5 separate regions of the Homo sapiens genome follow, and all the other regions are linked to region 1. The links are chromatin loops, found by intact Hi-C in ENCODE. Cell type or tissue: mammary epithelial cell. All regions are shown on one strand. Links, peaks and the distances in the headings refer to the core of each region. The heading gives the core; the rest is flanking DNA.

Evidence for each region. Peaks named below come from ENCODE experiments on the same cell type or tissue, not always from the same donor. Only the 100,000 strongest peaks of a DNase experiment are listed, where the experiment ranks them.
Region 2: it touches region 1 in a loop (4-fold over the local background); 3 of 110 quality-filtered maps call a loop at or near these places.
Region 3: it touches region 1 in a loop (7-fold over the local background); 4 of 110 quality-filtered maps call a loop at or near these places.
Region 4: a loop joins it to region 1, with 9 times the contacts of the local background. A loop is called at or near these places in 4 of 110 quality-filtered maps.
Region 5: a loop joins it to region 1, with 9 times the contacts of the local background. A loop is called at or near these places in 13 of 110 quality-filtered maps.

What each region holds. Positions count from the first base shown.
Region 1 is chr6:105,598,984-105,605,094 of GRCh38, reverse strand. No RefSeq gene overlaps it. Among named protein-coding and RNA genes, the nearest start is that of LINC02836, 30 kb to the left of the region's middle. RefSeq lists enhancers at 3,122-3,701, 3,073-4,272. In mammary epithelial cell, for the core only: no CTCF peak of the experiment used is centred there; DNase peaks (open chromatin) are centred at 3,384, 4,554 and 5,224; H3K27ac peaks cover 3,970 bases.
Region 2 is chr6:105,534,089-105,540,199 of GRCh38, reverse strand. No RefSeq gene overlaps it. Among named protein-coding and RNA genes, the nearest start is that of LINC02836, 95 kb to the left of the region's middle. In mammary epithelial cell, for the core only: a CTCF peak has its summit at 3,111; a DNase peak (open chromatin) is centred at 3,079; H3K27ac peaks cover 1,966 bases.
Region 3 is chr6:105,523,858-105,529,968 of GRCh38, reverse strand. No RefSeq gene overlaps it. Among named protein-coding and RNA genes, the nearest start is that of LINC02836, 110 kb to the left of the region's middle. In mammary epithelial cell, for the core only: no CTCF peak of the experiment used is centred there; no DNase peak of the experiment used is centred there.
Region 4 is chr6:105,724,244-105,730,354 of GRCh38, reverse strand. No RefSeq gene overlaps it. Among named protein-coding and RNA genes, the nearest start is that of LINC02836, 95 kb to the right of the region's middle. In mammary epithelial cell, for the core only: no CTCF peak of the experiment used is centred there; a DNase peak (open chromatin) is centred at 2,974; H3K27ac peaks cover 2,240 bases.
Region 5 is chr6:105,482,210-105,488,320 of GRCh38, reverse strand. No RefSeq gene overlaps it. Among named protein-coding and RNA genes, the nearest start is that of PREP, 82 kb to the right of the region's middle. In mammary epithelial cell, for the core only: a CTCF peak has its summit at 3,428; a DNase peak (open chromatin) is centred at 3,450.

The DNA.
Region 1 (6,111 bases), core at 489-5,488:
GATGACAACCAAATTCAGTGTCCATTTCTACATTGGGCCATCTGATTTTCCCCATGTGAACAGCAGAAAGAAAACTTTACCAGCTCTGTGTTCACAGATCTATGTCTTTAACATGATACTTACTTATTTTATACATTTGTACAAACACAAACTATTATTTTATTATGATGTGCAAGTTGAAAGAAGAACATGGATACCCTGCATTCCAAGAGGATCTTCATTGATCCTCATCAACTTCGGAAGCTGTTAACAAATTATGTCCAGTTCTCACTTTGTCATTTCTCATTCATCCTAATAGTGCTTTTGTGCAGGGGACGTTTGCACCATTCAACAGGACTCGTGCCATCCACCACACAGGTTTTCAGTTTTCAACAGAGAGAGCCTGTTCACAGCCAAGAATAGCAACAAGTCACTTCAATTTAGGCATCTGCAACTCTGTGTGTAAATAAGTCAGCAGCAGAAAATTGAGTTTTCTTATGAAAGGCAGATGCTTTTAAAATTCAAGGGGCAAGTTCTTGACACAGCAAAGGGGGTGACATTGTCCCGAATTATCTGGAAAGAACTGATGGCTGTTGGCAAGGGTTGGTCAGTCTGGGAAGGCAAGGGTTCCACCAGGGAATCAGCAAGCTGCCTTCAGGAAGCTCCAGAGGGAAGTCAGGTTGCAGTTCCAGCTAGAGCTCTGCTATCCAAACGGCATTTAAAGGGATCTGTGATTTACACAGATTTATGTAAGACTGAAGATACTTTATGAAATTTGTTCCTACAATTACATTTCCTAGGAATTACTAGGGATTAGAAAGTCACTATTCTCAGACACTCTGCCGCATAGTTTTCTGTAAACAGTTTATACAGAAATAAAGGAGAGGGAATGATCAGTTGCCAATTTGTGCAAGCTGTTCTGTGCAGAGTCTCACTATGGCCAATTCCTTGTGATTTATGTGCCAACTGCCTGTAGCCAGCTGGACAACAGTCATCCTGACTCTTTAGTGCTTTCAGAACATTTTAAAAGTAAGCCCTAATAAAAGGCTTCCTTTCTATTATCCCTGTCCTTTGGGATAAGAAAAATTCCCCACAGAAATTGTACACATTTTGCAAAAACCATAAATCCTGAGGGTGACATTTTAATGTCCCAAAGGCAATGCATGATAAATGTCTCTAATAAGTTAGAGCCTTTCTGGGATCCGTTGACCTTTGAAGTCTCTCCAGTAGATAGGTTTTGTCTCTTACTCAAAGCTACCATATATTGATTTTAATTTCTATTAACCCCAAAATTATGATCAAAAGTCTTCTGAAATGTTATTTGGGTTTTTTAATGCCCTGAAATGATGCTCAAATTCAGTGACATGAATCACTTTCTTTTTCTAGCACTAGAGAATTAAAAACCAACTATCACATTAGAAACTGTTTGGTGAGGAAGAGTATTATAGGATGCATATCTTAAATAAATTGTAATTTGATATATTAGAACTCAAATACACACATTATTTAATACTGTTACTGATATATTTCAGCTTACACATGCATGCACACAACTAGTTTTGTAGTTCACTAAAAGAATCCCCTAAGAATCTAAGATTCTTTATTAATAATCTTACTAATTACTAAGAATACTTGTTCTGCTATCAAAGTTGAATTTTCTAATCCAAAGAAGATAAGATGTATTTTATTGATTGCTGGTTTAGGGAGAATTTCAGCAGCACCAAGGGCTGCTGACCTCTTTGGCCTCTTTATTCCCTCCCCAGCCATGTACGTGCACTCCCCTATAGACTTTGGGGCACCAAATTTTTACCATGCTTAGGAATGGGACTCACCATAGCATGACACCTCTAAGTGGAAGTTCACATGGAGATCCTGACATCGAATCCATCAAAGAAAGCTTCTCATGTATCCGTCGAGCGTCTGAGGTCTGGGGATAACTGTTCTCCCAGAGGTTTTCTGACTGGGGCAGAAGACCCTCAAGACTTCCATACGGAGTGTTTGCAACATGTCAGGCAAAATTCACACAGGGATACGCAAGACAGACATGATCTCTGCCGTCCTGGAATGGGTCTTACCTTGAAGTTAAATGCCCTTTGGCCCTAACTGAAAGAACATTTTAATACCAAATTTTAAAAACTGAGCTACAGAACTATATAGTGCAATTCCATTTATGTAAAAAAAAAAAAAATACACAGAAGTAAACAAGTACATATGCGTACCCTTGTGTATGTTTTTGCAAGATTCCAAAGACCACAGTGTTACTGTGGGGTGGAGGACAGAAGGAAAGCACTTTTATTTTTAATAAAGAGTTCTCTGTGTTCTTTATTCTGTGTAAACCTATATAATTTTTAAAGTCTAGTTTTAAAAACTAAACATGATATCTTTATAAACAAACATGGAAAAGTAGTTGAGTAGAATAAAAAAGCAATTTATTAGTATATCAAGGAGATTCTATTCTCATAAAAAATAGATACATAGATAGTTAGATAGATAGATAGATAGATAGATAGATAGATAGATAGATAGATAGATAGAGCGAGCATCTGTGGGGAGAAAACTGAGGATATAAAGCAAATTGCTAATGAAAGTTATTCCTGGGGTTGTGATGAAAGGGAAACCCTCTTGTTTTCTATTACACATTTCTGTAACATTTGACTATTTTTTCAATGAGTATGAATTGATAATCAGAAAAAAACAAATTTTTAAAAATAAAAAATATTGCGATATGTTCTATGCCAAACAAGCTCAGCTAATTTATCTTCATTTAGGTGATAAAAATATCTTATGAAACATTAAAGAGAAAATATATATATATATATGTACATATATGTACATATGTATTTGTTGGTAAAAGGCTGCAAGCATAAACATGGACCCAGTCCTAGTTTTTCCAAATCCTCATGATTCTCTTACACCCTTTAAAGCTCTAAACGAGAAGGATTTCACATAATTCTTCAGGGTCAGTTTGGAGCCAGTCCCTCTGTGAGGTGTTCACAAGGGAAGGGCCTGGGTGAGGTGTGGCCCAGCAGCGGGCATGTGGACCCCAGAGAGGGGATCACTTGACCTTCCTCTGTGCCACCTTCCCAGTGATACCTCTAGGAAAGGATATTTATTTAGGCTGAGGAAAGAAGGTTCCTTTCTGTTTTTAACTCTTCAGCTTGACCTTGCACCCCAAAACTGTTGCCATCTTTTGAACCTCATCGACATGTAGCAAGCAGATTCAGTTTCATTTTACTCTCAGAGCACTCATTTGAAGGTTTTCATTTTGAATTGGCCCGAATCTGGGTCTCAGTCCCACACACAGCAGCAAGCTCTTGCATGATGGAGTTCGCCTTGGCAGGCTTGTCTGTACTTTCACTTCCCACCCAGATTCCTGAGCACAGACCAATGGGAGATTGCGTCAGCTTTGCCAAGGCAGACCAATGAAACAATCCTGAAATCCCCTTGGTGACACAGCATATGTGAAAGACTGTTTGTACCATATCGCATTGCTAAATTTAGAGACAGTCTGAGAAGAGGCAAAGAGAATGCAAGGACTAATCAATCCAAGAATACAGAAAACTTGCCTAGGCCAGTTAGTTAGTCTCCACTTATTTTGTAAAGCAGAGAGAGGAGGTGTTCATTTCAACCTCAGCCAGTTGCAACAAAGTCCTTGTTTCCATAAAGTTACTCTGGAGAAGGAAGTGCCTTCTAGGTGCTAGAAGCTGATGTCTGCCAAAAGCCCACACAAGATGTAAGCCGGGAAGAGTAATTGGTACCCTGAAAAACAAGCCGGTTATCCAACTCTCAGTTACTGACAATATCATGTGAGTGCTTATATGAGGGCAAATAATAAGCATGCACATAAAATCAAGAATCCCTAAAGGGACAAATATCAATAGCTAAAGTATTGTTTTAATTGTACTGAGGACATCATTTATGTTATTAATGAAGTATTTAGAGCACAGGCATCAGAGGGACCCTTAAATTCATGTTCAGAAATCAGACCCTTAGGATACGTTATCTCATAAGTTGCTGAAGTTTTAAATGGCTTTGACAGTGAAACCAACTAGAGCAACATTATCCACTTAAGACTGCTTGATATTTTAGAGGGTGTCATAGATTCTCTTTTCCAAGTAAAGATGCAAAAAAACTGTCTGGCCATGTTAACTAGCATTCGCTTTTAGAACAGCCAGTCTTCTCCTGAGTATCTCCAGATATTTTTATTTATAGAATGGTTTTCCCACTCCTTCTGAACTCTGGGACTCAAGAGCTACAATTTAAGAGGGTGTTCTTAAAGCTTTTCACAGTTTGTCATCTCACATTGCTTCACCTGATGAGGAGTCGATAGATAGCACCTCAAAAAGGTAGAAAGAAGCACAGATAGGGATTGGAATACACATGACAAAGGAGAACACAGAATGGAATTCCAAAACGCTTTGGGAGACCTGGAAATCCAAGTTATTCTGAGAGAAGACTGATGAAAAGGAATGCATACAAGCATAAGAACACCCACAAAAAGTAGCCCAGTGCTTAGTGACTGGGTTGCTCTTTCCCATCTACCAGTCAAGAAGGTGCTGTCCCCGGTTGAATACGTATGTACTGAAACAGAGGATTTCACATTCCAGAACCCATAATTCATCTCTGACTTAATCTCGAGCAAAGCATTGACGTGAATTACACAAACAGGAAAAAAGGTGGAGCCCAAATAGAAGAAAAATAAATAGTTCTATCAGTACAAAGGAATCATACAAAGAATCATCACAATAAATTTGATATAATTTTATAGCGTGTGTCTGTGTATTTAATTTTTATAACCAAAGAGATAAAGCATAGCAATTTTATCAATATCCCTTAATTTTTTTTTGGCACATGATTCTTTGAAAAATCAATCTACTCTGAAGTATGGATTTTCAGAAATATCCCTTTGGCATTGTTCTGATTTGCCTTCTCTACCCCAAAGTCCCTAACAATCAAAGACTGGGGTTTCATTTGTAGTTCTGTTGCTTTAGACACATATTTAAAATTAGAAGCAACCAGTGAATGAAATGAATTTGCCAATTTTTAAAAAATGCCATAATTCAAAATATGAGATGAGTCAAAGGGAGGCATTGCCCAGAAAGAACAGACACACATATGCAACACACACACACACACACACACACACACACACACACACACACAGTGAAAAGAAAACTATATCATTAGGCAAGTTTGTTCACTTTCCAACAACAAATGAGTCATTCATCAGTTCCTATGCCACATGTATTACAGGACTTGAGTGTAAAATAGTATTTATCTTTCAACAACAACGAAAAGCCCCTGAGGTCTCACATTACCTCAGTTTTCCTTTACGTGTCTAAATGTACTAAGTCAGCTCTCTCCCTTTCTAATAGCTGATCTGGGGAACTTGAATAGACAAGAAAAAACAGCCAATTGTATTTCTGCTTTACACAAATAACAGCTACAGTTGCTCCCCTTGCCCGAGGCCCTTTCCCCTTTCCCTTTCACTGGGAGCTAGTAAATAAATAAATACATTTTAAGAAATAATGACTCAAAGCCTCTTAGAGAGCCAGGTGTGGGCCAAGGTGCTGCCTAAAACTTTAGAAGAAAGCTTCTAGAAAAACACAGCACATAATGACCCAACAGTTGCCTCAGGGAACGCCCAGCAGCATTATTTTGGGGGTCTGCTGGTTCTGTTTTACTTGGGGAAGGAGCTTGGTAAGGTAAACTTTTCCTGTCAGACCTTTAAGCTTTCTGTTCCCATGTGGTCTGTGTGACCTCACAATCTCTGGCTTCTGGATCAAAAGATCTGAATTTTATGTTATTAAAGTACACAAAAGATGAATAAATGAAGAGATATATCAGCTTCATATTTATTAATATATATAATGCAAAAATAGAATGTGTCCATACTGGTCAATTGTGTGGGATGTACACTCATATTTGTTATATTATCTACTACACCTTTCTATATCTTTTAACTTTTAAAACAAAGACAAATCAATAAAGGGAGCTTCACGTTTCTGTAGAAAAAAATGCTATTTCACTTCATGGATCCATGAAATAAAGATCATTGTATTGTTTCTCCATAATAAAAAGTTTGCCATGAGTATTCCATTCCTAGAACCAAGACAGAAGTTATTCATGTGG
Region 2 (6,111 bases), core at 471-5,470, 65 kb after region 1:
GCTGGGATTTGAACCCAGAACTATTTGCCTCTAAGACTGGTCTTTCTTCACTGAGTAGTATTGCCTCTCCAAATTACCAGTGTTGTAATTCTCAGTCATGTCATAGCATTTTATCTTTTCAAAACTATGTTTCGCAACCTTTGGTTGTGTGAAAATAAAATAGCAGAATTTTTAGTATTTAGATTTGAACCTACCCCAATATAGATAGAGAATATTTAAACAAGAATCACGGCCATGCGTGGTGGCTCATACCTGTAATCTCAGCACTTTGGGAGGCTGAGGTGGGAGGACCATTTGAGCCCAGGAGTTTGAGACCAGACTGGGCAACCTAGTGAGACCCTATCTCTACAAAATATTTAAAATTTAGCTGGATATGGTAGCCTGCACCTGTGGTCTCAGCTACCCAGGAAGCTGAGGTGCGAAGATAGCTTCAGCCACGGAGATGGAGGCTGCAGTGAGCCACGATGGCTGGTACCACTGAACTCCAGCCTGGGCAACAGAGCAAAACCCTGTCTCAAAAAAACAAGTATCACCTAATTGGGTACTTCTTTTCATAGTAAAATCCTTCTCACTTCATGGATTACAACAACCATTCAAAGCACACCTTCCTTTTGGGTACTCATGGCAAATCTGTTCTTTCTAAGAACATGTGTACACACTGCAACACATGTTTGGTATAAAAACATACCTTACAAAGTATGTGAATATGTCTTCTCTTTCCTTGCTGATTTACCAAGCTTTTTAAAAATAACATCACATGATTTTTTTTCATTCTAACTTTTCAGTATTCAACATAATTTTTGAAATTTTAATCTTAAAAAATAGCCTTAGTACAAGTGATAATGCCCATTTTTATGGTTTTCAGAATGTATACAGCCATATATTTTTTTTTTCAATTTTACTCTAAGTTCTGGGATACATGTGCTGAATGTGCAGGTTTGTTACATAGGTATACTTGCGCCATTGCAGTTTGCTGCACCTATCAACCTGTCATCTAGGCTTTAAGCCCCACATGCATTAGGTATTTGTTCTAATGCTCTCCCTCCCCTTGCTCCCCACCCCCAGACAGGCCCCCATGTGGGATGTTCCCCTCCCTGTGTCCATGTGTTCTCATTGTTCAACTTCCACTTATGAGTGAGAACATGCCATGGTTGGTTTTCTGTTTCTGTGTTAGTTTGCTGAGAATGATGGTTTCTAGCTTCATCCATGTCTCTGCAAAGGACATGAACTCATTCTTTTTTATGGCTGCCTAGTATTCCATGGTATATATGTGTCACATTTTCTTTATCCAGTCTATCACTGATGGGCATTTGGGTTGGTTTCAAGTCTCTGCTATTGTAAATAGTGCTGCAATAAACATATGTGTGCATGTGTCTTTATAGTAGAATGATTTATAATCCTTTAGGTATATACCCAGTAATGGGATTGCCGGGTCAAATGGTATTTCTGGTTCCAGATCCTTAAGGAATCACCACACTGTCTTCCACAATTGTACAACCATATATTTTGAGGATCTTCCATGTGCCAGGCTTGCTTTGGGGACTGGAGAGAAAGTGATTGATAGTGGAGACCCCTGTCCTGTGGAAACTTACAGAGGGGAAGTAGCCAAATAAATCATAACCATAGTACAGACCGATTAAGAATGTTATGTTAAGTAGAAAGTTAACTAAATTGGGGTATTAAGAGAGAATTACCCAAGGGATTTGTATCTAAGCCAAATCTTGAAGGATGGGTATATTTTGATAAGGCAGGTAGACAGGTAAGAATGACTCAAGCCCAGGTAGATATTAATTTGATACAGGTATGACACATGGGATGAATGGAAAAGGCTCTGCATTACTTGAAATATGTCTCCATCAAGTGTAAGTAATTTTCTCAGTTGCAGGTTTGGGGGCAAAACCTCAATATTCCAATGAGCCCAACACTCTTCACAGCCTTTTCTAGTTAAAAATGAGAAAATGATGGATTTAATAAGGATAGAGTGGGGTACAGAGATAGTTAAATAGCTAATGTAGTAGGATATTTCCTGGAGTCAAATTCCTATGGTCAGATGCATCAGAGCAGCATGCATACAGCATCATCAAGCAGCAGTCTCATTTCTGAATTCTGACAGCTTTTGGGAATTGGCAGATTATTATTTTTATACTTTTTTTTTTTTTTTGAGATGGAGTCTCACTCTATCACCCAGGCTGGAGTGCAGTGGCATGATCTCGGCTCACTGCAACCTCCGTCTCCCGGGTTCAAGGGACTCTCCCACCTCAGCCTCCCGAGTAGCTGGGACTACAGGTGCACACAACCCCCTTGCCTGGCTAATTTTTGTATTTTTAATAGAGACAACATTTCACCATGTTGGTCAGGCTGGTCTCAAACTCCTGATCTCAGGTGATCTGCTGGCCTTGGCCTCCCAAAGTGCTGGGATTACAGATGTGAGCCACCGAGCCTAGCTGGATTGATGGATTTTGAACTTCCATTATATTCTTCTCTCTTATGTGTTTGCATGGTATTTAATTTGCCCACCCATTTTTTTATTGAGAACATGTCCTTGAATCACTTGTTTTTTAAGGAAATTTTTTTCTGCAATGCACTGACATTTTAACAAAGGAGTTACAGAAATAGAGTGCTCAAATGTGACAATTTATTAATTCAAAATTTTCAACTTTGCATAATGGTGTAATATTCTCTTTTCTCATAACTCCCTGCAGTGTGTCCAAATAGTTCAGATTAATATCAACTCATCAATGAGCTATAATACAATGTTCCTTCTGCCACATTTAACATTGCCAAATGTGGAGATACTGTCTTTCACAATTAAGAGAAAATATAACATAATGTAGTAAAGTGGTGAGAGTTTTTTTTTAATTCCAAAAGTATGTTGCCACTATTTTCTAAAGTAGATTATTGAAAAGGGTGGGGGTGTAAAGGCTTTTAGAGAAACAATTCAGATAATCCGCTTAAAGTCTAAGTCTCATTCAGTTGTCTGGAAGCCAAGTATTTCTTACTTGGAAACTCCGATGACAGAGTGTGCAAGTTGGGACTTGGATTACTTCTTTTCACTTTAACTCTAGGCTTTCCCTGGAAGAACTGGTCTGTGATCCATCTACAGCACCACTCCCTCGCCTTTATGCAGTGTCAGTTCAGTTCAGTCATTGCAGTTCTTCAGAAAAACCCTTTGGGGGTGAATATTTTTGAGAGTTGGAAAGATGTTATCCCCTACTTTACTGTAGTCCAAAACAGTATCTTGGTAATCACCTATGTTGTTCTGGAGAGAATATATTGCTATGGATACTAATTGAACTATTATCTGATGCAATTTGGATAGGACCTTTCTTTGTTGGATTTTTATCCTTAAAAATCCTCTTCAAATCCTTCTCACTCCATATTTCAGCCAGTGTGTCTAAATTGAAAACTGTGACCAAGAAACTAAGATCTGTAAGTAAATAAGTCAGTTCATAATTGTGATTCTGTCACCAACTTGCTGAGAAACTATGTAGCACAATCAATTAAAATAATATTTAGAAAAGTCTTAGAGATTCAGAAATTTAAAAATGTAAAAAGAGTTATATGCTTAAATAATTCTGCATTATCAACCCCAGTATAAATGATTAATAAACTTGTTATTCAAGATATTTTGAACCCAATGATCAATAAGGAAGATTATAAGAAAATCCGAAGCATTGTTAATAACTACAGTCCTAGTAGATATATTATGGGGGATAATAATTTCTTAGCTTTCAGAAAGATCCTGTGCCATGATTACAGCAATTAAGTATGAACACAGTGACCAAGTGAGTTCCTGTCAGGGGCTGCCAAAGGATAAAATTCACTCACACTTGTGAAATTTAAGCACATTATTGATGATGGTAATCAATTTCACATTTCAGTTAAACCCAGTAAATGATGACAATGAACTAAGAAGCATTATCCTATTAAATGAATTTTGTATTTTCTCTTTTTTTGTTTTAAGAGACAGGGTGCCTGTCACCCAGGCTGGGCCTGTGGTGGCAGGATCATAGCTCACTGTGACCTGGAACTCCTGGCCTCAAGTAATCCTCCTGCCCCAGCCTCCCAAGTAGGTAGGACTACAAGATGCACATCACCATGCATGACTAATTTCTTTTATTTTTTATAGAGATGGGGTCTCGCTCTGTTGCCCAGGCTGGTCTTGAACTCCTGGCCTCAAGCAATCCTCCCACCTTAGCCTCCCAAAGCACTGGGATTACAGGTGTGAGCCACTGTACCTAGACTTATTTTCTCTACTGTAAAAGGCATTTGCTGGAAGTTGGCCTTCAGATATGAAAATATAATAATGGTGACAAAAATAATTTATAATAAGAGTAATAACTGTATTAGTTGCTATTATGGCTATGCCTAATATTTTATATCATTTAATTCTCAAAGTAATTTCATGTGGCCATATGATGAAGATCTATCACCATAACGATATTTTATTCATATGTATTTATTAAAAACAATTTTATAACCACAGAATGGCTAAAAGTCCAAGGACGTATTTAATTGACATTTTAGTTGAGTTGCATTTTGAGTTCTGTTTTCTCCTCCTAACTTAATACAGGAACATTCAGTAAGCTGTCAAATTAATTCCAAACCAAGTAGCGAAGTTGTTTATTTTTTTAACGTCAAGCTGGTTGTGGTAAAAAGTGAACAAAACTAATTGAAACTCCATATGAACAGTTAAAATTAATTTTATTTGTAGTACAAAAGTGAAGTGCATAGCACACATTGCTCTCCAGATCATAAATATTGGCAAAGTTCCTTCAGCAATTCCAAGGAAATACATTGGCTTCAGGAGAAACTAACCATCATGAACATCTTAACGGATAATATTTCCCATGCTAATATTTTCTATCTAAACTGTATTGTCACTACTAAGTAAGGGACAAAGGAAACTGCCACAGGGTTCAATCAAGACTTAGCAAATACTGGCCAGGAATGGTGGCTCACCCCTGTAATCCCAGCACTTTGGGAGGCCAAGGTGGGTGGATCACTTGAGGTTAGGAGTTCGAGACCAGCCTGGCCAACATGGTGAAACCCCCATCTCTACTAAAAATACAAAAACTATCCAAACATGGTAGCGCTTACCTGTAATCCCAATTACTCAGGAGGCTGAGGCAGAAGAAGCACTTGAGCCCAGGAGGCGGAGGTTGCAGTGAGCCAAGATCACGCCACTGCACTGCAGCCTGGGCAACAAGGAGCGAAACTCTGTCTCAAAAAAAAAAAAAAAAAAAGACTTAGCAAATATAAAATTTAAATGCTTTGTATTTGACTGGGAATATTTTATTTCATCTAATATATTTCTGCAATATCATAATTCAGGTAACATATTTGGGTGAACATTATGGAAATCAAAGTAGTTGACATAATACCCAGAGAAAACCATGGATGGCCATCATGTTTTTTTTTAAAAAAAAGCTAGTTGGCCAGGCATGGTGGCTCCCGCCTGTAATCCTAGCACTTTGGGGAGGCCGAGGCAGGCAGATCACGAGGTCAGGAGTTCAAGACCAGCCTGGCCAACATGGTGAAACCCCGTCTCTACTAAAAATACTAAAATTACCCAGGAGTGGTGGTGCGCGCCTGCAGTCCCAGCTACTCGGCAGGCTGAGGCAGAAAAATCACTTGAACCCGGGAGGCAGAGGTTGCAGTGAGCCGAGATCGCACCACTGCACTCCAGCCTGGGCAACAGAGTGAGACTCCATCTCAAAAAGAAAAAAAGAAAAAAGAAAAGCTAGTATATTATTTGCATACAAATCCTGTGGCAGCCAGGCACAATGATATACAGTGATGTGTGAAATTATACATTTCCTGAAATTCCACATCTTCTATGAATTCTTTTATATTCGTTAATTAGAAGAGGTGACAAGCAAACTAAGAACTATAATTTCCTCTAAATTCCTTTCTTCCCTTAGTATATATGTCATGACACACTTTCTTCATATATAGTTCCACAATGTTGGGCCTGTTAGTTACACAAAGAAAAATAGTTAATCTGAGTCATTTTTAGCCTCTAAGGCTATAAATATGTAAGAAAAAAAGCATCTCGTGTTTTTGACTCTGCTTTTCCCTATGTGCATTCACGTTGATGATGATGATGGT
Region 3 (6,111 bases), core at 521-5,520, 75 kb after region 1:
TGACATTTCACCATTCCTTATTGATTTCCCTAATCTTGATCATGCCACTATAAATAATTCCTTCTTTAAACTAGTTTCAGTTAAATATTTTAATATGGTATCTGAATCTTTACTGGAACTGTAGTGGATCCATCACCACCTCAAATTTGGAAAGAAAGTTTTAAACATAGGAGCTGTCCTCATATTGGGGAAGGAGAATGCATATGTATGTGTATATAATATAATAAACTCAAACATATGAATCTGTGGAGATGGCTATCTTTCTTCTTCTGAATTTGTTTTATGAATCATTATCAATTATGCCCAGAAATCTTAATCTCTTCTAAGCACCAAGTCATCATAAAGGAGGAATGTGTAAATTATACTTCAGAAGTTTTCATTCAGTGTTTTACAAGTATTTCCTGAAAATTGCCTTTTTTTTCTTTCTAGGTTACTTAATGATATGGGTTCCTATTTATATAAATGAAATATAAATACATTTTTAGATGTAGACTAGTCTTTCATGGAATAAGGCAAGATTTGCCCACAGATCTCCCTGGCATCAGTAGGGGGTGTGTGGTTCTGAAGCTGTGTGTCTATTGTCAGGGGTGTTTCCCCCTGGACTATGAACCACCCTTGTCTGGAAGTCCGTTCTCATGGGTAGTTTTTCGTGAGCTGTTATTCCTGTCAGACACAACTTCATGTTTCATGATTATCTAAAGAGTCTTTCCCCTTCCAGCTTCAATTCCAGGGACATATATGTGTAGCTGCTCAAACTAAATCCATTTTTTTTTTCCATCAGAAAGATAACCTGATTTTAGAAAAGTCAACAATAGCCATAAATGAGTGCAACATTCATCTTTGGAATTAGGAAGGATTTCCAGTTGGCTGATTTTCTTTGATAAAAACAATTCTGATTGCCTTGTTGTATCTAGACAGGGCTGTTAGCACACAAATAAAGCAGATCTATGAAAATGAAAAAATTTCTGATATTTGTGACAGTAAAGCCTTTTTGTAACCCCTAGGTAAACTATTTAATCCACTAGAAAGTAAAATGTTTCAGTAGAGAAAAAAGTATGTGCTTCAAACTAGTTTCAGTCACTTAGAGAATACTTGCTACTCAAAGGTACAAGAAACATTGGCTATTTCAGGTTGTCATTGACGTGGATCAGTATAGTTTTTCCTGCTTCTGCCCCTCTATTAAAGTTTCCAAGGTAGTAGAAGCCGTGTTTTGTTTTGTTAACTTTTATTTTAAGTTCAGGGGTACATGTGCAGGTTTGTTACATAGGCAAACTTGTGTCATGGGGGTTTGTTTTACAGATTATTTCATCACCCAGGTATTAAGCCTGGTATCCATTAGTTATTTTTCCTCCCTTCTCCCTCCCACAAGCCTCCACCCTCCAATAGGCCCCAGCATGTGTTGTTCCCTTGTATGTATCCATGTGTTCTCATCCTTTAGCTCCCACTTATAAGTGAGAACATGCAGTATTTGATTTTCTGTTCTTGTGTTAGTTTGCTAAGGATTATATCCTCCAGCTCCATCCGTGTTCCTTCAAAGGACATGATCTCATTCCTTTTTGTGGCTGCATAGTATTCCGTGGTATATATGTACCACATTTTCTTTATCCAGTTTGTCATTGATAGGCATTTAGGTTGATTCCATGTCTTTGCTATTGTGAACAGTGCTGCAGTGAACACATATGTGCATGTGTCTTTGTAATAGCATGATTTATATTACTTGGGGTATGTATCCAGTAATGGAATTGCTTAGTCAAATGGTAGTTCCGTTTTTAGGTCTTTGAGGAATTGCCACACTGTCTTCCACAATGGTTGAACTAATTTACACTCCCACCAACAGTGTGTAAGCGTTCCTTTTTCTCTGCAACCTCACCAGCATCTGTCATCTTTTGACTTTTTCATAATAGCTATTCTGACTGGTGTGAGATGGCATCTCATTGTGGTTTTGATTTGCATTTCTCTAATGATCAGTAATGTTGAGGTTTTTTTCATATGATTGTTGGCTGCGTATACATTTTCTTTTGAGAAGTGTCTGCCATGTCTTTTGCCTACTTTTTAATGGGTTTTTTTTAATAAATTTGTTTAAGTTCCTTATAGATGCTGGATATTAGACCTTTATCAGATGCATAGTTTGCAAAAATTTTCTCCTATTCTGTAGGTTTTCTCTTCACTTGATAGTTTCCTTTGCTATTCAGAAGCGCTTTCATTTGATTAGATCCCACTGGTCAATTTTTGCTTTTGTTGCAATTGCATTTGGCATCTTCATCATGAAATCTTTGCTCATTCCTATGTGCAGAATGGTATTGCCTAGGTTGTCTTCCAGGGTTTTTATAGTTTTCAGTTTTACATTTAAGTCTTTAATCCATATTGAGTTAATTTTTGTATACGGTGTAAGGAAGGGGTCCAGTTTCAGTCACCTGCATGTGGCTAGCCAGTTATTCCAGCACCATTTATTGAACAGGGAATCCTTTCCCCATTGCTTGCTTTTGTCAGGTTTGTCAAAGATTTGATGGTTGTAGGCATGTGGCCTTATTTCTGGGTTCTCTATTCTGTTCCATTGGTCTATTTGTCTGTTTCTGTACCAGTACCATGCTGTTTTGATTACTGTAGCCCTGTAGTATAGTCCAAAGTTGGGTACTGTGATGTCTCCAGCTTTGTTTTTTTTTTGCTTAGGATTGCCTTGGCTATTCGGAGAGCCATGTTTTAATTGGAGCAAGTCACCCAAAAAGAAGAGTGTGACAACAGAAGGTCTACCTCCCCGGCCACAGCCTTGTCTAGCCCTGGGGGCCCTGACTATCTTCCTGCCTCCCCAGCTTTGGATTTGGGTCAAGAAAGTTTATTAAAGAATTACTTTTAGATAACTGAGGACGGGTGAAGTGCTGATTTGCTGGTATTTCTTTTTCCTATAAGAATGAAAATGAAATCTAAACATTGGGGTTGATCATCAGGAATGTCATAATACATTTCTGATGTATTATGGAACACTTACACACTGTTGGTGGGAGTGTAAATTAGTTCAACCATTGTGGAAGACAATGTGGCAAAGATGGGCAAAGATTTCATGATGAAGATACAACTTTACAAAGATTATTAGGTGTTTAATGTTTTGAATGAAGTGTGTTCAGCCACTTCATTTGTCCTAATAGTTGTAGAGGAGCTGGAAGTTTAAGTAAAAACAACACCAGCATTGCTGGGGAGGGATAGTTCCAGACTAGCATTGCTGAGGAGAGATAGTTAAGCTTGGTACAATCAGTCATCCCTCAAACACAAAAATTAGTCAGAATCAGTCTGGGTTTCTATCCCCATCCACTGGGTAGCTTGGGGTTATATAATATGAGCAAAATGCAGACAAAAACAAGACCTGGCAGATTGGTTAGAGGAGCCCCATAGTGTCCTACATGTGAGTGAGGATACTCTGGGTTTGAGATCGGATCTCTCAATTCTATAGGCTTGGAGCTTTACTTAATGAATGTAACCAGGAGCTATTGCATCTGAAAATAACAATTTTCAACCCAGGTTATGCAACAGCATCAATCATCAGCAGAGGTTTAAAAGTGTATACTCGGCCTGATGTCACCTCCTGAAATTCTGAATCAATGCATGTGGGGTGGAGCCTTGTTGAATTTCTATTTTTTTTTTTTAGATGTAGTCTCACTCTGTTGCCCAGGCTGGAGTGCAGTGATGCAGTCACAGTTCACTGCAGCCTCAAACCTCTACAGGCCTGCACCACCATACCTGGATGCTTGGCTAACTTTTTTTATTTTTTGTAGAGATGGGGTCTCACTGTCTTGCTCAGGCTGATCTCAAACTCCTGGACTCAAGCAATCCTTCCAAAGTATTGGAATTACAGATGTGAGCTACCGCACCCAGCGAAGTCTCTATTTTTAAGCATTTCAAGTAATTCAGACACAACCTAAGTTAAAAAGTACAATTCTAGAGCGTAAGTTTAGACAGCTCAAGGTCTTGAGAATGAGTATGTATGGGAAAACTAATTTAACTAACCTTTCATTCCTTTTCTTCCTCATCTTTTTCCCATACTTTCTTTCCTCCCTCAAATATTTATTGAACACTTACTATGTGCCAGATACATAGGAGACATCTCCTTGACAACAGTTACCTATCTGATAGTCAACATCTTCTCTTTCCAAAAGGGAAATTTACTTGGAAAAGCAAATTAAGGTTAGAAGATTGCTTAATAAACAATAAGTCATTAATTCCTTTAACGAGCATTTGTTAAGTCTTTACTATGCGCTCATTAGAATAAATGTAGCTGAGTGATTTTAAGAGATTTTTATTTCACTACAGTTGCTGGGTGTGTCTCTCTTTACTATTCTGAGATCTTCTCTTCCTGCTAACTCCATCAATACATTGTGTTGGCAAGTGGATATAGCCCTATCTAGAATAGCACTAGAGAAATATGGGCATTCTTCTGGACCTCTTTTACCAGACTATAAGACTACTATTGTTTTGTTTTTATTGTTATTACACTCATACCTACTTTATTTCAAAATAATTTCATAACCTGGTGTCTTTCATAAGGTTGTAAGTCTTCCTGTAATTACTTAGAGAGGAAAGTACCTCAATCATTAAATTATTTGCAAATCATCTCAGTCAGACACACCTATCATATTTTCTTGCATCCAGATAATCTTAATTGCAGGATGAAAGTGCTTAAGGGCCTCAGTCCGGGAAGGTGGACGTTTCCTATGCCAGATGGATCATTCTCAGTCACCTCAGTTTGAAAAAACTGGCACCTATTTTATTTTGGTATCTGTAGCATTCTGTCCAGCTGGGCTACTCCTAAAAAACATTCTACAATAGCAGTGAGTCCCTCCCCGTAGAAGTCAACTATGTCAATCAGTCACCTCAGTCACAAACCAGGAGTTTCACCCATATTTTCTCTACTTTTTAAATGCATTCCCTTTATTTAAACTACGCCTTATTTGATGAAGCCTCCCAATATAAATCCCTACCCCAGAGCTCTTTCCTGAACTCTAGCCACAAATCCAGCTACTTCCTGTCACCTCTAACCAAGTCACCTACATGACCATTTATGTCAAAAAATGAAATTAACATTCCCCCAGTATATGTTCTTCATCTGCTATTTCTGACTTTGGTTGGTGGCAACACCAAGCACCCAACGTCTTAGGACAGAGACTAAGGTTCATCATAGATTCTTCTCACTCCATGCTGTTCTTCCTTTGCCCTACTCATCCCACGCAATAAATCATCAAGTCTCTTTGAATCCACCTTTTATCATCTCTCATATCCACGCAGTTCTTTCCTTTCCACCGCAACTTCCTTAGTCTAGCATCTCATTAACTCTTGTAGCAGGATTGTGATTCGTTTCTCTAACTATCGTCTTTTTCTCTTTCAATTCATCCCCAACAAAACCACAAAAATAGAAGCTTGATTTCTAAAATCAAGCTTTCTCTATTTCTAAAATAGAAGCTTGATCATGTTCCTCCTTTGTTCAAAACTTTCCCTAACTATCACTACTTACAGGAAAAGGTAGAAAATGAAGAGAGCAAAACACACAAAAGTACAAAGGCATGAAACCACATGGAATCTCTGGGAAAGCCATAAGCATTTTGAGGTTGCCCAAGCTCACGTATGTGAGATAAAGGATGGAGAAGACAGGCACAGCCTGGATCATCTGCAGCAGGCCAAGTATCTGTCTGTGCCTTCTTCCTGGGTTGCCTTGCCCTACTCCCTTAACTGCCAGTTCAGGCATGACTTCTGGAAGGGATTCTCTAACACCCCTAGACAGGACTTAGTTATTTCTTCCTCAGTGCTAATGCTTTATCTCATACTGTCACTATTGTCATCTTAATCACACTGTAAAACAATTACTTGTTTGCATGTATCTCCCCTTAAGACTATGAGCTCCTTAAGGACAAGGGCTGTGTCTTATTCATTCCTTTATCTCCGTATACCAAACTGCCCAACACATAGTAAGCCTCCAATAACTGGTCTCTTTCCCTTTACTCTCTACTTTTTTTTATCTCATAAGAATGCAGGCAAGAGATAATGAAATCTTAACTAAAAGTGATGGTAGAAATGTAGAGGTGGAAATACATTTTTAGAGCTATTTAAGAAATTGGATAGACTGTC
Region 4 (6,111 bases), core at 566-5,565, 130 kb before region 1:
TGGTATGAAATAAAACATTGAGCATTCTTTGATTTCCTCCTTTTCCTTGCTCAGTTGACTTACTACCCTTATTTTTATTATGCTCTAATAATTCTTTACATTATTTACACTCTCTTGACATTTGTATTAGGTTTTATAACTAGGTTTTGAGTTTGTTCTTTTTATTAATTTCTAAGTCAGCTGGTGTATATTTTCACTTCAAAATATCAGAAAAGATAAATGATTTCTGGTCTTTGTTTATCTTTGTATGTCCAAGAATAGGTCTTTCTGTTGTTTATATACATTAGAAATAATAGGAATGAGTAGAGAATTTGAGGACTTTTTGTTGCAGGGGATGACGGGAATGATACCTGGAAAATATCCCTTTTCTGGGAAACAAGATTTTGTTCATCTCCCTACATGTGGCTTGTAGGATTTTTCTTTCCCATTAAAATTCAAAGGTTGGCCAAGTTAAGTCATTTCATTAATTTTACCTCATACTTGATAAACTTTTGAAATCTAAAGATCTGAATCTCCCTTTGGTTGAGGTCAAAGGTTTTCTGTAGTTTATGTTAGCTTTTTGTACGTTTGCTTTATTTTCTTCTGGAATTTCTAATATACATATCATTTCCTGGAACTGCTTTTCATGTCCCTTTTCTTTCATCTTATTAATCTTTGCATAATTGAGTTATAGGATAACCTTTTTGAACGTATCTTCTAATTTTTTCATTTTTCCCCTGCTGTTTGCAGTTTGTTGTTACTTCTGGGTTCCAAGCAACTTAAAGCCAGACTGTGTTTCAGATCTTTGTATTTCCAGTTCTTAGTGCAGTGCTTGGCACAGAGAACATGATGAATAAAAGTTTATTGAATTATATTGCAATAAAGTTGCTCAAATATAAATGGTAAAAAATTTATTAGGGAATAATTTTCAGTGACAACAATATGTATATCTTGGTGTAAAATGATTGATATAAACTATATTAGCTGTGAAGTCTTTTCAGAAATTATGGTATTGTATGTAAGAATTTTAGCTTAGAGCCTCCAATATTATTCTATAACTTTAAAATCAAGCCCAGCCCAGCCCCAATCCCCAGGCACACTATTGTAGTAGGGTAAAAAGACATGTAATAAAGTATTAAAATAATGACTGACATTTGCTGGGGCTTACTAAGGGTAAGGACCTAGCCAAGGGCTCTGCATACATAATCTCATTTAATCTTCTCTACGAATTTGTTAGGCCTTATACTTACTGATGAAGAAACTGAAGTTTAGAGGGTAATTTGCAAAAGGTCATATAGCTAGTAAGTAGCTGAGCTGGGATTTGAGCCCAAGCCTGATTAATTCCAAAGTCTGTGATTTAACTAATTGAACTGGACTGGATGGCTTTTCCTTTCCCCAGTCCTCCCAACGCTGAGGTTCAGTGACACTGTAATGTTTCTTGACTCCATATGCATACTGACTCTTCCTTCCTTCCTTCTCTCTTTTCTTTTCTTTCCTTTTTCTCTTTCCCCAGAACTCTGATTTGGCTTCACAGAATCTGAATCTTTAAGATTATAGACCATGAAAATGGGAGGCTTATCCTTGATCTAAAACTGGTCAAGTTTATGTCATCACCCTTTTCCTCATCCTATTTGCTTTTAAGCCACATAATTAAATGCCTGTTGTTTACAGTGGCCTCAAAGAAAGAGAAGTAGGGTATGGTCTTTAGCTGCACAGGGTTGTAGTCTGGTTGCACAGGACAGCATATGTACATAGAAAGAGCCCATTTCCCCACATAGCTGCTTTTAAAATAGCATCTGTGTTATATGTTGGTTTGATATTTCAAGATTCTCTTAAAGATTCTTAAGAGATGAGGGAGGTTCTGATGTGAAATGGGTGTTCTCAATCAACCTTTACTCCAAGACCCTCAAAACCAAACCTTGCTCATTGCAAAGGAATTTAGACACCTGGATTGCCCACTCCAGGTGCTCCAAATCTGGGACCTGTGTGGGAATGATGGGGACTATGAGTGCTCTGCCTTGTGTTGGAGCACAGTGCCATGGAAGGAAGAGGATTGTGGTGACTCTTTTTTGACCTCTGTCTTATTTGTTGGTGACTGAGGCAAAAGCTACATTAAGGAGTGACAGTGATAGCAGAGATTATGAAACTAATAAACAGAAAGCAGTATGGTATATTAATTAAGGAACTGGGCTTTGGATTAAGAAAGCCCTAGCTCTGAATCCCTTCTCCACCAATTATTAGCTTTATGACCTTAGACAAGTTGCTTAAAACCCACTGAGCTTTATTATTCTCATATTTTACATCAAGTACTCAATAAGTAATAGCTAGTACTTTTAATAATAATTCACTGGGTGTAATGGACTTTGTTTTTCTACCTAGTGTCCATTTTTCCTTTTTTTTCTTTAAATAACATGATGATTTTCTCACCTCTCCCTCAATGTAATTTCCAAAGTTCTGAATCCTCCTCTCAGCAAGGGGTGAACATATGGCTAGAGCTGCCAACCAGTCTCTCTTTGCGGACTTGGAATCTTGAATGAATTGATACTCTGAAGAGATTGTCCATCGATTCCTGCCACCTGGACCTTTAGAGCTGCCTCAATTGCTGTCTTCCTTTAAACTTGATCATTTGACCACCTCCTGTTCTTCTTCTGCATCTAACATCTTCTTCTGCAAAAAGCTGAGCAGAGTAGGTTTTGTTTACAACTAAAGGAACCTACCTACTACATCTGGTCAACCTTCTCATGCCCACGTGGTTGATTTCTTTATCTTTGATTTACTCCAAGAAACCCATTCGATCGGTTATTCTGGTCCTAAACATTCCTCTTGAAAGTAATACAGTAGTCATCCTAGGCATCTCCTATATTGCCTAACATTTCATCATGAAGTGTATCCATTTTCTCCAAAGCATTTCTGTGCATATCTAAAGCCCATGTCATCTGTGGTAACCTCATGTATACCTGAGAATAATGCATCTTTCTTCCCCATGGTGTGGTGCACCTATGTGGCTGCTGTGTCTGTTTTCTAGACCCAACATGCCCAGATTTTTCATCTGCTCTCACAGAGTTTCATCTCCAAATCTTTTATTATATTGGATTCCCTCCTCTGAACTCTTTCCAGTTAGCTAGAAAGTACACCCTATCCAGTAATATCATATTATCCCAGACAGCACAGAGGTCACATCCTGTCCAGAAGGTAACTGTGTAGTCCCCAGGGCATGACATTTGTTCTTCATACCTGAGGTAGCTGTGAATGTTCTGGGTCTCCTGCCCAGGCATACTCAGAGCATGCCACAAGTGGGAAGGGGTTAGCAGACAGGTATCCACGTGTTCCAGGGAAGAGTCATTGCCTATTCTGAGCAGTGCTAATCAGTTCAATTTCTCTTTGTGTCTACTTTGAACTGCAGCCTTCTTTCAAACATAAGCACACCAAAGTGAGTGATAATTAACAATTATTCAGAGCTCATGATGTGCCAGGCACTGCACCAAATGCTTAATGTTTATGAACTCGTTTCATTCTTACCATATCCCTTTACACTAGGTTATTACCTTCACTTTACAAGTGAAGAAACAGTTATACTGGGTCTAGATTACATGGCTAGGAAATGAAGTAGCAGAAATTTGGATCCTGGATTTGACTGTGAAGCCCATGTCTTTAAATATAACATTGAATTGTTTAAACATTCAAGAGGAATGGACTAGAAAATGTTAGACAAAAATTAGAAAGGGCATGTGCATTTTTTTTAAAAGATAGAGTCTTATAATTCATGCAGCATGGCATAATGATTTCCTGGTTAAAAAAGAGTGAGAAATAACTTATGTATATTTCCTTTCCTAGAGATTAAAAATGAGTATTGCATATTGAGGGTTCTAAGAAATCCTGATATGAAGAAAGCTATTTAAGGCCACATTTTTTTTCTCTCTCTCTCTCACACACTCTCTCTCTTTTTTTTTTACAATTAGGACAGCTTTAATTTCTTTGTTTTGCTTTACTGCTTAGCTCGAATGCCCAGTACATTTTCCAGAACCTCTGATTCTAGGGGAAAGACATTTAGTTTTTAATTGTTAAATATCACATTGAGTAAAAGTTTTTTGTAAGTTTTCATTTATCAGGTGAAGAAAGTTTCTTTTTTTTTTTTCAGTTTGCTGAGAGTTTTTTTTTTTTTTTTTAAATACTTTAAGTTCTGGGATTCTTGTGTGGAATGTGCAGGTTAGTTACATGGTATACACGTGCTATGGTGGTATGCTGCACCCATCAACCGCTCATCTACATTAGGTATTTCTCCTAATGCTATCCCTCCCCTAGCTCCCCACCCCCTGACAGGCCCAGGTGTGTGATGTTCCCTTCCCTGTGTCCAAGTGTTCTCATTGTTCAATTCCCAACTATGAGTGAGAACATGTGGTGTTTGGTTTTCTGTTCCTGTGTTAGTTTGCTGAGAATGATGGTTTCCAGCTTCACCCATGTCCCTGCAAAGGACGTGAACTCATCCTTTTTTATGGCTGCATAGTATTCCATGATGTATATGTGTGAGGCCACATTCTCTAAATTTATTTTAACAGAGGAGACCTCTTTCTCACTGAGAGTACAAAAATATACCGTAGACTTAACTACTTGTTAGAATACTACACTGAATTATACATATAACACCTCACATCTTCATAATGACCTTGTAATAAATACATTATTATTTCAATTTTTCAGATGAGGGAACTGACTGTCAGAAATATTTACCTCTCCAAAGGCTGTGTATGAGTAAGTTGCTCATTAGGGATTTTATTCCAGTTCTATAAGATTCTAATGTCTTTGCTTTGCTTGCATGCTTAAAATATTTATTTCCCCTATCTAAGACCTCAAATGAAGAAAATTCAGTTTTAAGAGTTATTATTGCCTCAACTTTTTGGATGTCTTGGACATGTGAAAGCAGCATGCTGAGGAGAAAAGAGCACCTGCTTGGTGTCAGGAAATCTTAGGCTGGATGGAAACCTCTGCTACTGACAGCTAAGGTTGCCTGTGAAAGTTGCTTAATCTCTCTGAGCCTATTTTCTTTCCTATGAAATGGATATTCATAATATGAGCAGCTTATTAACTGCTTTCCCCAGCATATATATTCAACTCCATATTTCATTCTAATAAAGTGGACAAAACAAATGGCTTTATTTGTAGCTCAAAAGACAGCACCTTAGATCAGATCATGGTTTTCCTGATTTCATAACATTTTAGAGATAGCCAAAAAATACTAATATGCTTTTCCATATTTTTGTTTGATTTATTTATTTATTCATTTATTTATTTGAAATGGAGTCTCGCTCTGTCGCCCAGGCTGGAGTGCAGTAGCATGATCTCTGCTCACTGCAACCTCTGTCTCCCAGGTTCAAGTGATTCTCCTGCCTCAGCCTCTTGAGCAGCTGGAACTACAGGCACGCTCTACCATGCCCGGCTAATTTTTGTATTTTTAGTAGAGACAGAGTTTCATGATGTTTGCCAGGCTGGTCTTGAACTCTTGACCTCAGGTGATCTGCCCACCTCGGTTTTATCAAAATATCTTATTTAAGAGGCCAGGTGCATTGGCTCACACCTGTAATCTCAGCACTTTGGGAGGCCGAGGCAGGAGGATCACTTGAGTCCAGGAGTTTGAGACCAGCCTGGGCAACACAATGAGACACTGTCTTTACATAAAATGATTTTTAAAAAATTAGCTGGGTGTGGTGGTTCACACCTGTTGTCCCAGTAGGAGGCTGAAGCAGGAGGATCTCTTGAGCCTGAAAAGTCGTGGCTGCAGTGAGCCCCATCGTGTCATTGTACTCCAGCCTGGGTGACAGAGCAAGACCCTCTGTCAATAGCTCAACAAATAAATAAATAAATAAATAAACACACAAACGAATGAATAAATATATTATTTAGGATCTTCTTTTTATTTTATGTACTTTAGATACAGAAAATTGATCTATTTTAAGTGTATGTTTCATTAAATGTTGACAAATATATACAATCACGTAACCACCATTGCAGTCAGGTTACAGAACATTCCTATCACCCCAGAATGTTCTCTCCTGAACTTCTGCACTCATAGCCCTCCCCAGAGCCCTGGCTCCCGGAAACCACTGACCTGCCCTTGTCACTTTGATACATTTTGTC
Region 5 (6,111 bases), core at 695-5,694, 120 kb after region 1:
TGGTTGTAAAAAGGGGTGGGGGACTGAAGGAGAATTATTGGTTGCTCAACTAATGATTAGATACAGAACTTCAAGGACAAATTAAGAGGCACAAAAGAAAGAGTCATGCAGATAAGTGAAAACAGTTTCAATGATATTAAATAAAAGATGCATTGTTTATGTTAGGTTGTAATCTCTATTCCCATATTCATCTAAACAACCCCCACCACCCCATTAGCTACCCCAGGTAAATTCCTAACTCCACTGCACAATGCATCTGCAGACTGGAGTAGTATCTACCGTTCCCTTTCTCACTGCCAGACCATCCTCCCTATCTCTAGTTTCACTATGTCTAAGCCCCTCTTCCTTTCCTTTTTTTTTTTGAAACAGAGTTTCACGCTTGTTACCCAGGCTGGAGTGCAGTGGCGTGATCTTGGCTCACTGCAACCTCCGCCTCCCAGGTTCAAGTGATTCTCCTGCCTCAGCCTCCTGAGTAGCTGGGATTAAAGGCATGCACCACCACGCCCAGCTAACTTCTGCATTTTTAGTAGAGATGGGATTTCACTATGTTGTCCAGGCTGGTCTCGAACTCCTGATCTCAGGTGATCTGCCCATCTCAGCCTCCCAAAGTGCAGAGATTACAGGTGTGGGCCACCACACCCGGCCTCTAATCCCCTCTTTTAATGAGGCCTTGCTCCAAAAGAATGTAGACAGGAGGTCTAAAAAAAAAAGAGCTGAGGTAGCCTTTTTTTGTTGTTTTGAAAATATGTTGTGAATCCTTTGGTTTATTTCAAACGATTTTCACCCAATACCGTATATCATCCCTCATCTCAAATCGACTCCACTAATTTCTTTTGATTTATCACTCTTGTCCAGCCTACCAACCCTCTTTCCCGCTCATGCCCACTGTTAAATTAAGTGTAGCCTAAAGCCACCTCCTTACATATTTTAAATTCAGCCCAAAGCTTTCTCTATATAGTGAACTATAACCTAAGTGGATGTGTAAACAGACCGTAACCTACTCTAGTGACAATCACCAAGTTTCAGCCAATCAAGGGTGGCCAACTATTCAAACCATGTTCAAATAAGGCTCACTCCAAGCTGTAACCAATAAGGCTGTTTCTGTTCCTCACTTCTGTTTTCTGCACATCACTTTCTTTTTCCTGTTCATAAATCTTCTTCCACCACATGGTTGCACTGGAGTCTCTGAGCCTCTTCTGATTTGGGAGGCTGCCCGATTCACATACCGCTCTTTGCTCAATTAAACTCTGTTAAATTTAATTTGTCCAAGTTTTATCTTTTAACATCACAAACCTACCCCAGGTCTCTCCTTTGAAAAATTATTATTTTGAATGTAGAGTTGGTCTGGGCGTGTAGCAACAAGAATGTGTCTGTGCATTACAGAGATACAGGGAGCAAATTTAAAGGGCTTCCTCAAGCTCTGATATCAATAGAGGCTCAGGTAAGAGACAAGTTTCCCTTGGAGGGAGGAGATGGGGTGCTGGGAAGGACTGAGGTCCAGGATATACCTCCCCTTCAAGGGGCCTGGGCCTAGGCCCTCACTGCCTATGTTTGCATGGAAACCTCCAGAGCGGAGCAGGGTCGGGGCTTCAATCCTCAAGACAAAAACTTTCTCAGCTGACTTTTAGAACAGAGGGCAAAGATATACAGATAAAATATATCCCTCTGTATCAATGCAAAGCATTATCTCTGTCCCAGAAGAGTATTTGCGGTAAAAAGAAACACTGAAATCAGAATAGAAATAGTCATAGCAGGAGTCAGGTGCGGTGGCTCATGCCTGTAGTCCCAGCACTTTGGGAGGTTGAGACAAGAGGATCACTTGAGGCCAGGAGTTCAAGACCAGCCTGGGCAGCACAGCATGACCCTGTCCCTACAAAACAATTAAATATTTGTTTAAATAAAAATTTTAAAAAATATTAACAGAAGGACGGAACTTGACTCGTGCAGGTATACAACTAAGGGTTTGGCTACACATGCACAGGCCTGCTGTCAATGTGTTATTAACATTTAGAGCTGAAATAATACAACTTAGAATCATCTTAATGAAAATACCAGAGCCAACCTCTGCAGCTGCTTATAACATAGTCACCTTGCCTCAGGACCAATTTCTCCCCTGAACTCTTATTAATCTTCAACATTCAAGATAGAAGATTTAATGTTCTCTCTGGATTGTTCAGAGATTTATGACACCTATAGAAATGTTCATAAAATTTGAGGCTATGCAAGCCTTTTGGCATCTGTCTCATTGTTATCGGAACCATAAAAGTCATCACCATCTTGTCCACAGCCAGTCTTTTCTTCCTAGATAATCCGGGGAAAAATAAAGTTGCCTCTGAGTCTCTGAGTATCTGCTTGAAGCAGGCTCTGTTGTCAGGTGTGTGTGTGTATGTGTGTGTGTGTGTGTTGAAGGAATAGTGGTGTCATATCAGGGAAGGGAGAGAGAGAATAGCAGATCAACCTGTATGTGTTTGAGGACTTAAAGGGGAATTTTGAGAAATTGTTTCTAGAGCAACTCATTTTATCTGTCAAAAGGATGCTGCAGTATGTACGTCGCTCACTTCAGCCTGGTTCTCTGGCCCAGCCTACCCAGGAGTGGTAGTCTCCGGAGTGTACACAGAGAAGGGAAGCAGGTGCTTCAACTCCCCCAGCATCTGGTTTAGATGACCACAATGCTGAGAACACCTGCAGCCTGCATTTCAGCCAAGTCTGGCCTCCCATTGTATTCGATTGGACTTTCTGCCTTGAGCAAGAAAAAGGAATTGTTTATCAGATTTGCCAAAGGATCTCCGGGGAGGTGGAGAAAGACAGGATAAACAAACCTACAACAAGCAAGGGTAAGCAAAGCACTGGGAGACTTGGATTATTTGTGACTGTCCGAGGTAATCTTTCAACCTGACACAAAGTAAGTAAAAGCTGAGAGAGAGAAGCAAATGTTAGCATGGACCAAGTCAGTTTCCCAGCGGTTCATGAGGGAACCGATATTAGATCATCTTGTCCAAACTCTGGTCCTAGGCTGACACAGAAATCAAATTCTCAAGACTGGAAAGACTTTCAATCAAACAACAAGGGTTTAAAAGATGACTGTCCTAGAAAAATCTTACAAAGAAGATGGTCTTACCACTTGCGTAGCAAATGTTCCATTGCGCACTTTATAATTTCATATTTTGTAATAACTACGCAATGGGTAAGCTGGTTACCTGCAAATCATATCAAAAGCGATAATCTTGGTTTTACTTCTCTAACCAATGTAAGCAAAGCAAGCACGTCTGATATAGCGATATAATACAACTTCATGGTTGGTATATAGGAACAAAAATTAAATTAACGCGCTTATTTCCAGGGCCTCAGAAAATAGTTTAGCGGTATCATATATTGTGTTTTCTTAGTAAATAATTCTGCAGGAACCCCTTCTTTTTCTTTCCTTTGTATAGAGCCCCAACTAGTGGAATATTGGAAAACTGCACTTAAAGAGAAAACATTTAAATAGGAGATGACCACAGGTCTCTCTTCCTCAGGTTAAGAGCCAGTAAGATCGTACAGACACTGCTCATTTTGGGGTGTGGAGATATGGACAAGGCGCTGAATTAAAAGGGGAGGGGTGTGTGAAACTGGCTTATACTTAGCTCCTCACAGGCATAAAGGGCAAACTCGTACTGATGAAAACAAGTGCAATCTCTGGCATTTGAAATGAGTCAATGGGCTATATCTATCACTAGTTTGAGAAAGGAAAATATTTATTGAGTTCAGAACTTATCTTCTTGAAGATATCTTTTCCAAAGAAAGAGGAAGATATCCTGTGACACAAGATTGTATATGTTGGAGGAAAGAGACCTGGTTTCACAAATTAGATGAGAAGGCAGTTGGCAACATTGTCCCACTGGTGCAGAACAGAACAGAACAGGTAACACTGTGCCTGTGCTGGGGTCGGTGAGAAGGAAGGGAGAAAGCAGGTGGAGGCAGCAAAGTGAAGGGAAGGACTCCCACACAAACAACTAAGAGTCAAATATAGACACCTGGAGAAGTGATTTATGACACAGATTTTCCTGAAGGAATGAAATCTTAGGGGTTCTCGGGCTTTTAACTTTGTTCCTTTCTTTGTTTGTTACCTCTCCATTTCAAGGAATCTCATGCTTGTAGATTTTTTTAGGAGTCTTGGCTCCCTTGCCAAAAAGCACCAATAAAATGCAGGCAGCCTGGAAAGGTTATAAAAATGCAAGATGAATTCATCAATCAGACAAGGTCTTGTCTGTACGTGCAACAGGGGGTTCACAGACAGGCTTCAGGGACTTGGTGGAGCTCCCTAACAAGATGTGTAACTTCTGTGTGTGTGCATTCTTCTGGATTTTATAGCTTTTATCAGATTCTCAAAGGGGCCTGTAACCCAAAAGAAGAATAAGGAATATAACTGTATAGAAATCTGCACACAGACCAAAAAAAAAGCAAAACTCACACTCACATTTTAATGGATGCCCCTCAGAATGATCCCAGACTCCATGAAATTCTGCTCTTAGAGAAGCCAAACAGAGATATCAGATTATTTCAGTACATCATGAGTCAGACTGTAGCCTTCTCTTTTATCATGCAATGACTCTTTGAACAGAGAGCTGCAAGACGTTTTTTGTTGCATTTTGCACTGCTGTGATGGCATAGGGCACCCTTCTCAAACCTCAACGTGCTGTCCTTGAGCAGGTTCCAAGCTGATTAACCTCCATTAACCAGCTTTCTTCACCGTGCATTAAACAAACAAGATGAATTACGCTCAAAGATCCAAAAGCAGCAGCAATCATTTTTGTTAGTTTTTCTTAATAGATTAAGCAGTGGAAAATAGAAAAAAAAAATGCTGAACTTTGGGACTTGAAGACTTACTCAGCACATTTGGTTGTTATCAAAATTAAATCATGAAAGCAGAGTTTTTTATACCACTTCATGTTTGTGGTGGTTATTAAATAAACTCTCCAGTTTTTCATTTCTTTTGAAAGGGGATTTGTTTAAATACTACTTATTTGAAGATTATTAAGTCTCCAGAGTTCAGGGATAACCAGGGCGATAATGCCATGGTGATGCTATCTAACTTCTTTTATGGCATCAGCTTTCCCATAGATTTTATTCAACAAATGACTTGGTTGTGAAGAAAAGCTGTTTATTAATCTGTCTGTCTTAGCCTTCACCTCCCAACCAGACAGTTAATCGTCCAAGGGGAGTTTGAGGGATAACTAGAGAACACACATCATCTATAAGTAATCCCCTCGTCAGATGGCATGTGGTCCAATGTCACTATGATTTTCCTTCTGAGCTGTTAACTCCCATTCTTCCTGCCTCAGAGAGGCATAAATGTGTTTTTAAAATTCATGAAAAACAAGATGTGTAGCTAATCTAAGAAATAATGTAAAACTTGCCTGCATTGGAGGAGGGGAGTGGGGGGGGGGGCCTTCTGTTGCTTTTGAGACTATAAGGAATTTATGTGATTGGTCGATGTCTTTGTGTCCTTATTGGAATGATTAGACAGGTCTTCAGGAAAACAGTTTTCAAAAACTGAGGTTTGGCATTTTTTGGTTTTTTAATTTGACTCCCTACCCAAGACCATTTTTAAAAAGTATTTCAAATATAACCACAAACTGTTCAACCAACTGAAAATGAAAGTAGGCCACTTAGAGGTTTTTGTCTAAACTAAAGCAAAATGTCTTGAGCTAATAATTTTAACCATTGGGAGTTTGCTGGTCATAAAAGCAGTTACTTTGGAATTAAGAAATAATAATTTTAAGTATTACATCAGAATTTGTAATTTTTCTTTTACGGGATATACAGATTATAGTTGGTTTTGGGTCTTTTGGGTTTTTTTTTTTTTTTCTTTCCTTCCCCTTAGGACTAAACTGACCTTCCTGAGCAGTGAAACCCCAGACTTGGACTTGGGCCAGCTGCCTTTCAGCACATCATTAAGAACTTGTGGAGATGCTGTTTAAATGTGAATTTTCCAGCACTCCTTCACCAGACAGATAGACAGTGCTAAAGCAGTCGGGGCATGTTTGACACATCCAATTTTTAAAAGCAAGAAAAGAGAAAAAAACTTAAAAAATATGTATATCAAAGTGAAAGTTAATGAATAATGAGGCC